Linked DNA regions of Homo sapiens: region 2 is linked to region 1. Evidence: read pairs that join two places in POLR2A ChIA-PET (ENCODE). Cell type or tissue: GM12878. All regions are shown on one strand. Region 1 overlaps CLMN (calmin). Region 2 overlaps DICER1 (dicer 1, ribonuclease III).

Region 1 (2,500 bases):
TGGCTATTCAGGGTCTTTTGTGAATTTTTAGAAATTTTAGAATTTTTTTATATTTCCATGAAGAAAGTCATTGGTATTTTGATAGGGATTGCACTGAGTCTGTAAATCACTTTGGGTGATCTTGACATTTTAATATATTAATTCTTCCAATCCATGAACATGGAATATCTTTCCATTGTTTTGTCTTCTTCAGTTTCTTTCATCAGTGTTTTATAGTTTTCCTTGTAGCCATCTTTCACTTGGCAAAATCTATACCTAGGTATTTTATATTTTTATAGCTATTGTAAATGGGATTGCTTTCTTGATTTCTTTTTCAGATTGTTTGCTTTCGTCATATAAATGCTACTGATTTTTGTATGTTGGTTTTGTATTCTACAACTTTACTGAATTTATCAGTTCTAACATTTTTTGGTGGAGTCTTTAGGTTTTTCTAAATGCAAGATTATGTTGTTTTATATTTAAAGACAAGGATAACTTGACTTCGTTTTCCATTTGGATGCCCTTCGTTTCTTTCTTTTGCCTAATTGCTCTAGCTAGGACTTCCAGTACTATGCTGAATAAAAGTAATGACAGTGGACATCCTTGTCTCGTTCCAGATCTTAGAGGAAAGACTTTCAATTCAGGGGAAGCATACTTTTAGATACGCATTTGTAAATTCCCAAATCAAAGGACTGTGGCACTACCTGCTTACTCCCACTCAAATCTAAAGCTGATGACCAGGTGGGGTGGTCCCATCCTCTGGCATCTTGTGCCTCGACGGTGGCTTCTCCAGTGGCCCGTGTGTGAGATGTCTGGTTTCATCAGGAGATGGCTGGTTGTTGCAGCTGCCAAGAGGATTGTGTTGTGGAGCTGTTGCTATAGAGAAAATCTGATTACATTCAAACTCAAGCTCATTAAATCAGAATTTTCTTCTTCCTCAAGGCTGGAGAATGTCACTAGGAGGCCCTTCCTCTTTCTGCCTTCTTCAGGAAGGTAAACGTTCAACAGGGCTCTGTCTGAGCATGAAAAGAATGCCTTGTTTCTTCTGATCCTAGCCAGCTGCTCGGAATATGACTCACCAGGAAGTGAAAGTGAGAAATTGATATGGTTGGGCAATTGCAAATACTCACAGATGGTCTGATTCACAGGTAGTGCCTTCTCCTCTTTGTAGCACGCACTGTGCCAGGAGTCATACCTATGCATATTAGTCAGGGGTCTCCAGAGAAACAGCCAAGAGGATGAGTCTACATACAGAGAAAGACACTTATTTTAGGGAATTGGTTTATGCAATTGTGGAGTTTGGCGAGATCAAAGTCAGTAAGGTAGGTCAGCAGGCTGGAGACGCAAGGAAAAGTTGCAGTTTAAGTCTGAAGGCACCTGCTGGCAGAATTCCTTCTTGCTCAGAGGAGGTCACGCTTTGTGTTAAGGCTTTAACTGATTAGATGGAGCCCACCCACATTTGATGGAGGGCCGTCTGCTTTTCTCAAAGTCAGCTGGGGATTTTTTTTTTTTTGATTCAGAGTCTCACTCTTTCACCCAGGCTGCAGTGCTGTGGCACAGTCTCGGCTCACTGCAACCTCTGCCTCCCAGGCTGAGACCCTCTCAGCCTCACCCTCCCAGAGCAGCTGGGACTACAGGCATGCACCACCATGCCTGGCTAATTTTTGTATTTTTTTTGTAGAGACAGGGTTTTGGCATGTGGTGGTCTCAAACTCATGGGCTCAAACAGTCCTCCTGCCTTGGCCTCTCAAAGTGCTAGGATTATAGACATGAGCCACTGCAACCACACCTGGCTAATTTTTTTTTTTTTTTTTGGTAGAGATGGAGAGTTATCATGAGATCTGACGGTGTTTTGGTAGATCCATGTTGCCCAGGCTGGTCTCAAACTCCTGGATTCAAGTGATCCTCCTGCCTTGCCCTCCCAAAGAGCTGGGATTATAGGTGTGAGCCACTGCGCCCAGCCTTCAAAGTGTGATTTAGATGTTAATCTTACCTAAAAAACGACTTCACAGAAACATCTAGAATAATGTTTGACCACATCTCTGGGTGCCATTGCCTGGTCACGTTGACACATAAAAGTAACCATCACACTGTGTTTATTCTAAACATGCTCATAGAAGTGGGGGCTTTCCTGTGAAGGGCATGGACCCTGGGAGGCCTGGATGTGAGTCTTTCCTCCTTCATTTTCTAGTAGTGTAACCTTAGCTTCTGCGCGCCTCTGTGGTCTTGTAAACACACTAGCCATTTATTGAGCCCTCTGTACTGAGCATGGTGGATTTGTGATTCTCCCTGAGCTTAAAGACTGAATGTTTTACGGGACTAACCCAGGGTTGTACAGCTGCTAAGTGGGGCCTCGAATCCAGTTCTGGCACTCCGAGGTCACAAGGCTGGCTGAGGATTTATTAAAATAAGATGCAGGGGTCCGGCACAGTGGCTCATGCCTATAATCTCAGCACTTTGGGAGGCCAAGGCAGGCAGATTGCTTGAGCCCAGGAGTTCCAGCCTGGGCAACATAGTGAAA
Region 2 (2,500 bases), 160 kb after region 1:
GAAAAGGCTTGAAAAGGCAGCTGGGGTGAAGCTGTATCGTGGAAGGCCTTGAATGCTGGGCTAAGGAGTTTGCACGTGTTTTGAATGTTGTAGGCACTGTTGAAGGAATTTAGAGCAAGGAACTATTAATGTTAATAAAGTGGTAGTTTAAAATGATTAATCTGGTAGCAGAATGTAGTGTGAGTTGAAAAGCATATCCAAACCAACAGCAGAAGCAGAGAATGGGATAGAACTAGAGTTCTGGTAGAGAGGAAGGGGCTGAGGTGAGTGAGAATTTCAGAAGAAATAATTTTAGCTAACAATTTAAAAGTGCTTACTCTGCACTACTCTAAAAGATAACCGTATACGCACACACACGTACACACACCCACATATATACACATATATGCATATAAACCTAATTTAATTTTTATAATTCTGAGAGGTAGAAACTTTTATTTTCCCCATTTTATAGGTGAGAATAGGCTGGAGAAGTTAGCTTGCCCAAGGTCACTTGGCAAGTAAGTGGCAGAGCTTGGGTCGAATCCAGACAGCCTGGCTTTGGAGACCTTCCCCTTCCCCATCACACTAACTGCTCCGGATAGAACCATCACACCAGGCAGCACACCAAGCATTTCCCAAGTGCTCACTCATTCACTCTTCTCTAAGCCTCTGGGAAAGAGACAACACATCCCTGTTTTGCAGATGAGGGGACTCACACTTAGAGAGTCGAATGGGCTCCTGTCAGGTCACCTAACTGTTCATCTGGGAGAGTCAGGAGTGTGTCCAAGGCCTCCCAGGATGATCTTGAGGTGGACTGGAGGCGCAGTCATAACAACCACGTAAACTGGCAACTTGGGGGCAGTGGCAGTAGCAGGGAGGTAGGGAGAAATGTGGGAAGTCCATGTTAGAGTTGAGATTTTAGACCTCATGGAATATGAAGTGGAAATGTTCAGATAATTGAGGCTGTAGGATTCAGATACGGTTTTGTAGAGTAGTCGCCATACGGAAGCTCTGAGAATGGATGAGATTTCCAAGAGGTGGTTGCAGGAAGAAAGTATCAGAGGCTTGGACAAGTGTGGCATAGGCAATAGGATAGGATACTCTGTTAGACAAGACAGAGGTGACTTTCTATTACAAAACTCGTCCATTTGTCTGCTCAGAAACCTTCTACTCCTTATTTCTGCAGAAAGAATGATCACTCCCTCAGCCTGCTGTTCAGGCCCTTTCAGCCCTGATGCGTTTTGGATCCTAAGCAGGTGGAAGCCCCTTGCAGCTCATTGGACAGACTCCACGCTCAGACCCCCAGCCTTGGGGCCCTTGCTCTGTCCTTCCTTCTGCAGAGGGCTTGCCTCCATCTCTACCTGTCCAGAATTTTGCCCCATATTTGAGACCTTACGTAGCTCTTTCTTCATCCTGCCCACCATTTCTGTCAACTTGGAATGTGATTTCCCTCCCATGAGTCCACGTTGTACTTTATCCTCTTCTTGGCGCTTGTGATGCTTTGTTCTCTTAGCTTGGAAAGGGAAGCTAGCATTTATTTCAGCCTGCTACGTTTCAGGCAGAGAGGGAGAGTACTTTTGGCTATAGTGGTCACACGTACCCTCCTTTTCCCTGCTAGCCTGTGTGTCACGAGGACTGCCCCTCTGTCCTGCTGCCATCGTTCCCTCAGGGTTGCCCAATCGAGTGCCTCTCATATGGGGGGTGTCTATTAAACAATAGTTGAGTTACATGGGAAGAGGGCTAATGAAGTACTTAATAATAAGGAACCGAGCTTTATGAAAATGAAAATGGGATTGACAATTCTAGACCCTAGTTTCCAAGTACTAACTTGACAGAAATGCAATGATGTGAGAAATTAAGAAGGAGATAGAGGCATTAGGAAAAACAGACCGGAGTAGAGGGTAAGATAGTAAAGCTGTTCCATTAATGTGAATAAACAGAAACCTTTTGGTTCATTTTTTTTAAGTTGAATAAAAGTGTCTTGAAATGGCTGTAAAACAAAGGAATAATATTTGAGAGAGCATTACAGTTGAAATCCCGTTTGTGGCTTCGATTCTAGGAATATAACATTGTTTCAGTTTTGTTCGGTGCCAGTTTTCACTTTGCAGCTAGAGCTGATGGCATCCTCCCCCCATTTCATTGAAAATATTGTGACATCTTGACTTTTTCTATGGGTTCTTTTCTACTTTGGTAATTCCAGTTAGCAGTTTGCATTTTATATCATCAGGTTGTATTTTCAAGGCTTTGATATTGTCTGAAGTGTTTCTTCTCAGTCATTCATAAGGAGTATGCATAGTTATATACATTATTTTTTCTGCTCTGCATCTTATATTCAGAAATATTTACACCAAAAAAGCATAGAATATGTGGGAATTTAATATTCTTTTTATAACATGAATGGGTAGAAAAACTGTAGAGCCCTTATAATTAATTGATGACATATAATTAATTGATTAATTTTAAGAACATTTAACTGAGGATATGTTAATATGCCTTGAATGAATTCCAGCAGTGATCA

What was found. ChIA-PET counts read pairs that join two places held together with the same protein. Peaks named below come from ENCODE experiments on the same cell type or tissue, not always from the same donor. Only the 100,000 strongest peaks of a DNase experiment are listed, where the experiment ranks them.
Region 2: POLR2A ChIA-PET joins it to region 1 with 5 read pairs; 2 of 35 experiments call an interaction of 5 or more read pairs at or near these places.

What each region holds. Positions count from the first base shown.
Region 1 is chr14:95,264,233-95,266,732 of GRCh38, reverse strand. The region is part of intron 1 of CLMN (calmin); the gene reads left to right. Among named protein-coding and RNA genes, the nearest start is that of CLMN, 54 kb to the left of the region's middle. RefSeq lists enhancers at 787-836, 1,077-1,126, 357-1,556 and a silencer at 1,277-1,336. In GM12878, no CTCF peak of the experiment used is centred here; a DNase peak (open chromatin) is centred at 1,072; H3K4me3 peaks cover 1,113 bases; H3K27ac peaks cover 1,992 bases.
Region 2 is chr14:95,099,971-95,102,470 of GRCh38, reverse strand. The region is part of intron 21 of DICER1 (dicer 1, ribonuclease III); the gene reads left to right. Among named protein-coding and RNA genes, the nearest start is that of MIR3173, 37 kb to the left of the region's middle. In GM12878, no CTCF peak of the experiment used is centred here; no DNase peak of the experiment used is centred here.